Regions from separate parts of the Mus musculus genome. Here region 1 is linked to region 2. The links are chromatin loops, found by intact Hi-C in ENCODE. Cell type or tissue: left cerebral cortex. All regions are shown on one strand. Each heading gives the region's core, and the rest is flanking DNA. Links, peaks and the distances in the headings are about the cores only.

What was found. A loop is a pair of places that touch in the nucleus more often than their neighbours do. Peaks named below come from ENCODE experiments on the same cell type or tissue, not always from the same donor. Only the 100,000 strongest peaks of a DNase experiment are listed, where the experiment ranks them.
Region 1: it touches region 2 in a loop (2.1-fold over the local background); 2 of 42 quality-filtered maps call a loop at or near these places.

What each region holds. Positions count from the first base shown.
Region 1 is chrX:92,503,397-92,508,800 of GRCm38, reverse strand. All of the region lies in intron 3 of Mageb18 (melanoma antigen family B, 18), which reads left to right. Among named protein-coding and RNA genes, the nearest start is that of Gm5941, 16 kb to the right of the region's middle. In left cerebral cortex, for the core only: no CTCF peak of the experiment used is centred there; a DNase peak (open chromatin) is centred at 2,310.
Region 2 is chrX:92,594,947-92,600,350 of GRCm38, reverse strand. It overlaps Mageb18 (melanoma antigen family B, 18), which reads left to right and starts at 779. Exons shown (of 5, transcript NM_173783.3): 1 at 779-902. It also overlaps the pseudogene Gm6982. In left cerebral cortex, for the core only: a CTCF peak has its summit at 2,805 (motif pointing right); a DNase peak (open chromatin) is centred at 2,841.

The DNA.
Region 1 (5,404 bases), core at 91-5,090, 91 kb after region 2:
AAATGAGTCTTAGGTACTTAAGATATTTTATTATTTTCATTTGATCTACTTGGATAAGATTATATTTGGCTTGTTGTTGTTTGCTTGTTTTATTATGATTTTATTGTAGATATATAAGTAAATATCATAATAATTTTAAAAAATAGTTTTTAAAAATATTTGTTGTAGAATTTTTAAAGCCTTCTCAAAAGGAGAGAAAATAATGTAATAAAAATCCAGTCTATGGCTTAACCAGGTCCTACTTGTTGTCTACTTTTATATATTCCCTCCTTTTCTTTGCTACTTTAAGTTTCAGCCCTTGCATCATTTCACCCCTTTAATACCTCAGTGTAAAATTTTTTCCATTATTGACTGTTGCATAATAGCTAGCTTCCTTGATGTCTGGCACAGCCATTTCTCCAAGGACTCCATAGAAGTTTTAAATCAAAAGCAACATTTAGAAGCTATATTTTGGGAGCCATGTTAAAATACACACATCTTGACTATTGTCATTGTTTAGCTCTTGAGTCCTAAAGCTGTTTAAAACCTTCATTGAAAATTTTATAATTAGTTTTTTCAGCACCTATGGTAAATTGTCAATATAAAAGACTGGTTCTATAAGAGGAGTGTATTAACTCCAAGTCCTAAAAATGACTTTCCTGAATTCCTGTAGCAATTTATTAGTTTGTATGTGTTTGGAAGGGATTGGAGCATTCAGGAAGAAGCTAATTTACTGAAGGATTTCTTTGTGGCAACAATTCACTACAGTGTAAATATCCGTGACCCTGCCATTAGGACTGAATTACTGTTCTTTTTCTAAGGAGGACTACTTTTAACCATATATCAACATTTGCTTTATGTCAGGTCACCTATTTCCCTTTCACCATTGACTTTCCTGTCATATTTGCTCACTCGAAATTGGAGGAAAAAAGACATACTTTAGGATTAATTTTGCTGTGGGTGTATAAATTTTTATTAAACTAGACAACATTCTGAATATGTGGATTTTAAAGTAACAAATTTTGTATGGAGCTTGTTAGCTATCTTGATTTCATTACCTTGAATAAAGTTATGTTCTACTTTGCATAAATGTGTTTATTCTGTTATTTGCATCTGAAAATGACTTTTTCTCATTGATAATGCCTGCTGTAATATAAAAAATAGTATATAATTCAGCAATTCTATGACAATATCCAGACAGGTGCTGTATATTGCCTTGGTCTGTCTAATTTTCATTTTCAAGAAATGAGAAAGGTCAAAGATTGCTTCATTTTGTGATTTAAAATTCAAATGATCAACTTTCTTGTCACTATGTTCTTCACCTACTTTTTCTTAATCTTATTTGCATGAAATATTAGAATAAACAAAAATACATATGAGGATTCTATCTATTTGACTCTCTTTATGTCTATATTTGTACCTTTAAATCACTATCTATTTCTATCAAGTTAGATGGTTCAACTTGTAAGAACTTGCTGAATTTTTAAATATGTTTTCTTTGTTTTTGCTTGCTCAAACTTATCACCCAACATCTTGGAGTAAGCTGGGTCTGCTTCTGCATTTCCTGCAATCTTAGCACTTGTGAGCCAGAAGGTAGGAGGAGGCAGAGTTCAAAACCATCATAGTACTTGGGAAATGGGAGGCAAGAGGAACAGAAATCAAGGTCATGCTCAGCTACATAGTGAAATCAAGACCAAAATAATCCCCCTCCAAAATCTAAAGTACTAATAATACTTAAAGCACTAGCAGGTATCAGAGAAACAATTTAGGCATCTGACTTATGATGTGCATATGTTTGTTGATGATCCAAGCCCAAAAAGTTTTGCCCAAGTAAACATTTTAGTAGTGCTGTCTCCATCCTGCCTTCCAACAGGAACATTGATTACTGGCCTCTGATTCTCACACAGATGATTACATCACTCCAGTTATTTTGTAGGAAGAATAGGGCATATATGTTTATTGTGCAGCATAGAGTCAGAGGGTCTTAACAAATATTTTGGCTCTACTTGTATTCTATCTGAAATATAATGAACTGCAGTTAAGACTTTAATAACAGCTCCATTTATGTATCCTTCACATTGCATGACAGTTCATTGTGTAGCACTGGGACAAACCATTTCCCTTGTCTTTGCATTTTATTTATGAATTTTACATGAAATCATTACCATTTTTGTATTCAGTTCTTTTTCCATAGCGGAAGAAGGAATCTAAACAGGCTGTTACATTTGAAAGACACATTCATTAGGCCTGAATTATGAGTTCAGCACATCCTGAAAATAGGAACTGCTCAGAACCTCCTCACAGCTGTCGTTTTGCCTCTCCCTTACAACTGCCACGTCCCACACAGAATGACGACGCCATTCCGCACCCACCAGATGTTTTTGCCACCATTTTAGGGTGTCAGCTTTGAATACAGCGATTTGGTGTTTTATCACAATCAAAATAGGCTGCTTTTAAAGATGATGGCGGAATGAAAAGAGAAGGTTGTTGACATTAGCATGGAGGTGCTGGGGAAAAAAAGTCTAATGGTTTTAGTCATTCTTCAGAAGCTAGAGAAATCTGAATATTTTATGTTGTGTAAAGATAAGAACCTGGCCAACATCTGTAAATGAAGAGTGGCTTATCCATATAAAATATCACACTTTAGACCTCAAGGAAAGACAATAAATACTATCCTCTGTATTATTTTGAACTAAAAAATATTATACTCATTTTATTATACTAGCAACATGTTATAAAGACATATATGAAGATATCTGATATAAATATCAGTTATACATATTTTTTATGTAATATATTAATCAACTTTCCCAAATATTTTTTCTACTAGATAACTTGAGGCCATAAATTGAATGAAGGGAATTCAGGACTTCCTAAAATTAAGGAAAGAAGTGAAAACTGTAAGCAAATTTTAATTAAAATCTAGTCATCAAGCCTTCTTGAATACCAGTGTCCATTCATTTCAATATAGCCAACTATATTTGTATTTATCCAACACTCTGGTAAATATTGGAAGTAATTATATTAGGTTGTAATGAAAGCTGGGATAAGGCATGAAAATGAACCTTTATAATGTGCCCCATATTTCTTAAGTACTTGTTATGTATCTTGCTTGGTTTGGCCCTTTAAATTTTCATGTAAAGGAGGAATTTGTACACTAAGATTACAATGCAGATTTTAGATTAAAGATCATCAGTTGATTTTTTTTTCTATGTGACAGAATGAAAAATACGGCAGAATAATTGCCTCAATCTCGATATTTTTCAATAAAATGATTGTATTTTACTTGAGCAAAGTCCTGAGTTTTCAAGTACACCAAGAGGAAAGGGCATTTCAGGGTAGACTTCTGCAAATCAAAGAACTTTTTATTTTTGGCTGTTGCTAGGAGTTTAGGAAAGTTAGAGTCTGAAATAAATGAATGAGAATAGAGAGACAAACAGTTTTATGATGGCACGTAGCTTAGGAAGTATTTACTCTTAATTTATTACTTGGGAATTTCATATATGATATAATGTGTTTTGACCAAATCCACCCTGTACTGCCTCTCACGTAATTCTTTCCATATCTATGCCCACCACTTTTCTCCCCCAACTTCGTATATTCTTTTCTTAAAACCCACTGAGTTCATTTAGTGCTCCCAGTATGTGCATGGGTGTAGAGCCATCTACTGGAGTACAGGTAGTAGTCACAGATGGGCTAAATCCCTGAAGAAAACTAATTCTTCTTCCCAGTCATTAATTACCAATAGCTTCCATTTAGGGGGTGGGACTTCATGAGCCCTTCCTCATTCCATGCTGAGATTTTGTCCAGTATGAATTTTGCACAGGTCTTGTGTATGTAGTCAAGCCACTCTAAGCGCATGCATATAATGGGCATGTCATGTCCAGGAAACACGACTATGCAGAAGTCCTTCATTAACTCTGGGTCTTACAAACTTTTAGTCCCTCTTTCATGATGATCTATAAGCCTTGTGGGGCAACTGTAATAATCAGTGATCCATTTGGAGCTGTGAAATCAATTTAATAAATGAAAACTTAAAGACACCTTCATAGCATCTTGTGTCACTTTAGTCATATGGTGGGTCCTCTTCATTGTTTAAATTTTTTTCCTCAGTGTAAGAATGACAATCATGTATCCATAGTTCACTTTGTTAGTAGACTCCATCATGTAGACATATTACAAGCTCTACATTCAATTGTTGATAAAATACCCACTATCATAGTTTTGATCATTATAAATGAAGGATGACCTTATTAGGCATCACTGGGAGGGGAGTACCTTGGTCCTGTGGAGGCTCAATGACCCAGAGTAGGGAAACACTAGGGTGCTGAGGCAGGAGTGGGTGGGCAGGTGGGGGAACATTCCCATAGAGGCAGGGGGAGGGGATAGGGGGTTTTCAGAGGGGAAATTGGGAAAGGGGATAAGATTTGAAATGTAAATAAATAAAATAACCAATAAAAATGGGGAAAAAAGAAAAAAAATGAATGAAGCTTCTAATTTGCAATTAACATCTGCTGACAAAGGGAAACTCATTTATCTCCAATGGGGTATCACTGGATACATAACCACACTCCACTGTAGTCCTACGTCCAGCAGTAGTTGGCCAACACAACATAAATTCAGTAGGATTTTTATTTGTTTGCTTGTTTTGTTTTTGCTTGCTTATATGTTATGGGTGGGTGTGGGTGTAGACTTTTTTGCTTTGTCTTGTGTGGTTTTGGTGGGTTTTGTGTTGTTGCTCTTTTGTTTGTTTTGATTTTTTGTGTTTTGTTGTTTTGAGAAAGACACAAACACACACACAGAGACAAGGAAAACAAAGTTGGATAGGTAAGGCTGTGGGGAGAATGTGGAGTGAGTTGATAGAGGGGAAACATGAAGAAATATATCTTTAGAAAGAATGCATTGAAAAATGAATAAAGCTTTTATGTACTTACAAATCGTTGGAAGGATTATGTTTACATTTTCTGGGTAGCTCTGTACCTATACTTGTATGACGTTTAAAAAAATTCACTTAAATATCTGTGTTTAAAAGTTGATTTTTATAGAAAGTGCAGCACTGCTGGTTGCATTTTAATCTATTCTAATAATATGTGTCTTTTGATTGGAATAATTAGATCATTTTTTGAAACCTGATTGCCAAATTATCAAGTTTATGCCCCTTTTTATGCATCTATCTTTCCCATATGCTCTTAGACTTGTATTGTCTACTCATTATATTTTCATTTAAACAATTTGAACATATGCTTTTAAATTTTATTTCCTCTATGTGTATTTTATGCTATAACTATTTAGTTTCTTCCTCAGACATAACCTATGTCAAGTAGTATTTATTTTCAATTACACATTTTTCATAGTCTGTTTTGCATCAATATTATACTATCTTGCAAATAACATTAAAACTGTTATACTAGTAATCTTTTTATTT
Region 2 (5,404 bases), core at 322-5,321:
TAGTTTACTTTTTATAACTTAATACATATAGATAATGTTTTTTGATTAAGGTACCCCATCATCCTCTTATCTATTTCTTCCTCCCACCAAATCCCTACTTTGTTGTAGGTCCCCCTTCTATCTTCATGTCTTTTTTTGGAATGCAATCCACTGTATTTAGTTAGGGTTGGCTGCGTGAACATAGGTAGGGGATTATGTGCTTGTGTGTAAGCAATACATCAGCATCTACTCCACTGTGGAATAAGACGCCCTCTCCCTCTGCAACCTTTAACTGTACATAGCTCCTCTGGGAAGGGTGAGGCTTCATGAGCCTGTCCATTAGGGAATGTTGATGGGCCTAGTCTTGTGCAAGTCTTGTGTAATTTGTCACTGCTGCTGTCTGAAATTGTAAAAGTTCATATGAATGTGGGAAACATATTGCAGAAAAATTAAGAGTAAGGATTATCAGTTGCATGAAACATTCATTTGCATATATGATGAAAGTAAAATAGAATTTAAGAAAGTGCTTGAAATTTAACATATTTTAAAAATCAATATGTTGTATGTAATTTCTTATTTATGATTTTGAACTATAAATATAGGAATTCACAAATAAAATTGGCAATGTGTCTAGGAGGCTAGCTGTGACCTTGTTAACATTTTTTTTTTTTTAGTAAATATGCACACGATTGAGACAGACACCAGGATGCCAACTGATTAAGGTCCCATGAGAAATTATTGTCTAGGCACTGGAATGCTCAGTGTTTTCATAAGCTTCCTCATCTGTGATCCATTCAGCACATAAAGTTTGCCTTGATGGATAAGAAAGAGAATGCCATGAAAATTCCCAGCTAAATTAAGATGAACAAATCTTATTTGAGAAGTTGCTTTGCTACTAGAACCAGGATATTTTAAGTTCCTTGGTAAGCACTTTATTTGTCCCCTTGTTTGGTGTTTCCTGTTTATGTGCCATTACTTTATGATTCATTATGAGTTTCTGTAATACCCACTTTCCCCTTGTATCTCTCAGGACCATAGTTTCTTATGTTGTTTTTGTACACTGATATTTCTGATTTCCGTGGGGTCAATGGTTCTCAATGCTGGATGCACATTCAACTCACCTTCTAAATTTATCCTTTTAATCAGTTATATTAAAAAGCCTTGTTGTTGGATCTTAAATGATGGCAAGGTTAAAGACCTTCCGAGGCAATTACAGTATATATGTACAGTGTACAGTATATTTTAAGTTCCCCAGTAAGCACTCTCTTTGTCAGAGTTGTGTGTGCCCATTTTTGATATTTCTTGTTTATGTATCATTATCTTATGATTCATTATGAGTTTCTGTAATACCCACTTTCCCCTTGTATCTTTCCAGACCCTAGTCCTGGCTTAGAAACACTGGATGTGAGCATCGGAGAACATTGTTTATTTATGTTTTTAATTTGTTTTCCTCCTGTCTAGGATGACTAAATTACATGTCTAGAAAGTACCTTTCTGTGTTTACTTTCAGTTTTTCTGTATTTTGAGTCATTTGGAGACATCTTTGCATAGCCTCAAAGTTTATTTTAAAAAGAAGAATATGTTGCACATTAAAATGATTTTGTTGTGTCAGGTTAGTTTTTTTTTTTTAATTGTTTATTCTCAGGATTGGAGTGTGCAATGTTGTTCAACCTTGACTTCATTTTGATATCATCTGGGGAAGTTTTTAAAACCACTTGTGGTATGGAGGAACTGTCTAGAGAAAATCTGTTAAAAGTAATCTGGTGTACTAGGATTAAAAAAGCTTTCCACATAGTGCTATAATCGAGTATTTGCAGATAGCACACACACATTCTTAAGTTATGTAAATAATATGTTAGGTAAATGATATGCTAATCTATCTTTGCACTAAGAAAGTCAGTTAAGCACAGTTCTTCATGAGAATTGCTTAGAATAATGGAGCCTTGAAAAATAATGATGCCGGTGCATTATGATCTAACAATTATGATACCATTAGTCTGGGAAGCAGGCCTGGTGATTCTGATTTGTAGTAAAGTTGGGGGCTACAGTTTATCCTGATCTACAAATTACTTCTCTTCCATATCAGCAGTTGGTGTCAAAGTAAGGATATTTGTAGGAAGAGCCTGTATATGAAACTGAGCCTTCAAGGCCTTAATGTACTAATAGTATATAATAGTATATTTTCCCTTCATCACCTTATTTATTACCAAATAAAAGTTTCATGTTGTGAAAATTGGTTATGGTATAGGACCCTACACTTCATTATTTTGAGTTACTGTCCAAATTGCTATTATTGTATTTGCTACTATTGAATTGGGGCTTTATTTGGTCTTCTGTTTGAATGTGAGTTTCTGGTGGGAAGGCCAATATCCTTAAAATTTTTAAAGTATTGACCACACATCTTTCCAGAGTTCAGGTGGATGACAGTGATCATTCCAGAGTTCAATGATACTTACATACGTGACTGCCTATTAAATTCTCTATGAGGCAGATTTTCAGAAACCTAACAGATATTCAGGGTACAGGTGGACACGGCTTTTTAAAAAAAACCTCTCTTTGGAGAAAAGAAAAATGCGATGACATTGGTGTTTAGCAGACTTCCTGGAGACTATGCTTTTTACTTCAAAAGGGTATCTTTTGAAAGGAAAACTCGTGTATTTAACTGGTGACAATAAAGTGGAGGAGAAAGTATTGATTTTTTTTTCAGCAAACATGTGGTTCATTTTTATTACAGTTCAACAAAATCGCCAGTATCCTTTATAAAGAAAGCATTTTAATAAAGTTGACATCCTTGGTAGAGAAACAGCAAGGCTTTCATTTGCAAGCTGTTGCCACTGGGGGTCACCATTACAATTGCTAAGCATTGCCTGTGGCTCCAGAGCAACTGCTGCAGCAACTTGGATAAAATGAGGAAGATGGGCGGAGGACTGATGCCTTTTAAGTAGCTTCTTTTCCTTAGTGTCGCAGAGAGGCATTTTCAGATATTAAGATAAATATTTGTGTTTTGTGGGTAGGATACTCAAGTGTGATAAAAAAAAAAGAAAGTCAATAAATTGCTTGTCTGTGTAGTAGATAAAATGATTCTTCATGGTTATAGCTCATCTCAGAGCTCTGTGCTGTCCTTCAGAGAGGGTGATCAATATATACTTTTCTGCCCTTCTACATTTTTCAAACATTTAACTAGAATTGGTCTGCAACATGTTTTCAAATAACGCAACCTTGTTTGCTTTATGAGTACCAACCCCTACTGTCTTATGTTATTAGTCAATACATTGTTTCTGTCTATAAAAATCCCTTCAGCTGTTCACTTCATACATATTAAACCATTGCCATTACATCAGGGAAAAAATAAAGAAGGAAACCAAAGCCAGAGTCTCCTAAAGTGTGAGTCATCACAGAACAAAACAATGCTTTTGGATGAGGTGCTCTTACATATAAATTTTGCAATACAGATGGTCAGGGTAAGATGCCCAGACAGGAGAAGGGTAAAATGACAGCAGATGACACTCACTCCTGGCTGTGTCCTCAGGAGGCTATCTAACTATGCAATAGACTTCACTTATGTTAGATTTTGCCCAAGTAAACTTTCCCATTTTATGCAACTCTCCTGACCTTCATTGTTTGCTCAGTACATTTAATCAACATCTCTACAAGATTCCCATGATAAGAATCATGGGCAAAACAATATATAACACAGAAACATTGCCCTCAAAGCCAGCTCCTGAAGTTAAGATTCACACATACAGGTCCTGCAACTCGGAAGCATTCTCACACTCCACCATTGTCTTAAAATTCCTAATAATTTTGAAGTAAGGGCCCGGCAATTTTCCTTTTCTTTTAGGGTTCAAAAGTACACACCTGAGCTTTACTGCCCTGAAGGGATTCACATTTTAAGGTGGGAGACAAAGGTATTATAATCAGTAGTTATTAAGCTAAGATTTGAAGTTTGGTCTGTTAGGTTTTTGAAGAAAATACTATGGAGAGGGTATTATTTTGGTTGAGGAGAAGCAGGGAGAATTTAGAAAGTTTTTGTTCATGATTCACATATTATTGAGTACTTACTATGTGCAAAGCACTGTGCTAAATGACTCAGGGGATTAAAAAATGAATTATCTGTGAATCTTGCCATTCATCTCAAGTTAGCTCAGTATATGAAAAGCATACAAAGGGTTTTGTATGATTAAGTACTCTATAGAGCTGTAATGGGACATCTGTGGGGATGCTATATTTTTCTTGTTTTCCAAACTTCTTTTTCTAATCTATCTCATGTAGGTTTGTGGAACCATTTTTTTTAACACATCCCTTTGAAAATACCCCTATCCACTATCTCTTGAAACAAATTCTGGAGCCCTTAGTATATCATTAAAGATACACTATAGTATGCATCTAACTTTCTTTGTATTTGTGTGTGTTTACATTGTAGTATCATTAAATATTAATTTTGATATTAGACAATTCAGTTTTCTTTTCTTTTTCTGAACTGGATACTTTTATTTTGTTCACATATCAAAACCAGAAGCCTCTTTATTCACATCTTTACACGGTAGACTGACCACACAAAGGGCTAGCCTGAGGTCCATGACAGTGCTATTATTCTGCTGAGGAACAGCATTGTACTCACAGTTCACAACAGTTACCTTGTTCCAGAAACCAATTCATTAATTTGCTTAATCACCATTCAATACACATTTTACAGAAAGAATCAATGACAGAAGGGATCCTCACCCACTTATGTCTTACTGTGATGGTAAGGATTTATGAAAGATCTACATCCTATGTAAGTTTTCTACGCTGAAAGTTTTCTATTCTGCAATTCTCCTGCTTAAGGAAAAAATAAGGATGCTGGAGAAGTTTTAGATGTTGGTAATAATCCATACAAAGTATATGTCCAAGAGACCCTCCTGATCAGAGCCTGGTAGAGGTTCTACCTATTGTGCACTGTGTCATAGTATTTTATTAGGTAAAAAAGAAGGATCACCTTGAACAGTAGCTAATCAAATGAGTTACTGTGTTTGCTTTGTTCTTTTAGGACATCTCATACCCTTTTTCTGCTTGAAAACAGGAGAATTCAAGAAACACAAGTCCGTGAAAGGGTCTCCTCTTCTTAGCTTTGAAGTGAGTGTTGGCTCTTTATAGCTTTTGATGGTGCTACACCTGCGTTTAGTCAGAGACACTGCTGGGCCATCTTCATGCCGTTTTGGAGGCGGAGAAAGCTTCCTGATTTTCACTCTAGGACGCTGCAGGATATTGGTGACATCCTTTAGGCTACAATGAGGTGACTCTTGAGTCTCAGGTGGGATATCAGTAGGAGCTGTAGATGGCAGCACCTCCTTCATCTCTTTTTCATCTGGGTACCGAAGTCTTCTTTTAGACAGGGGCCTGGTAACTGCTCTGTCTGACTCTGTGTAGTCTTGCAAGCACTTGT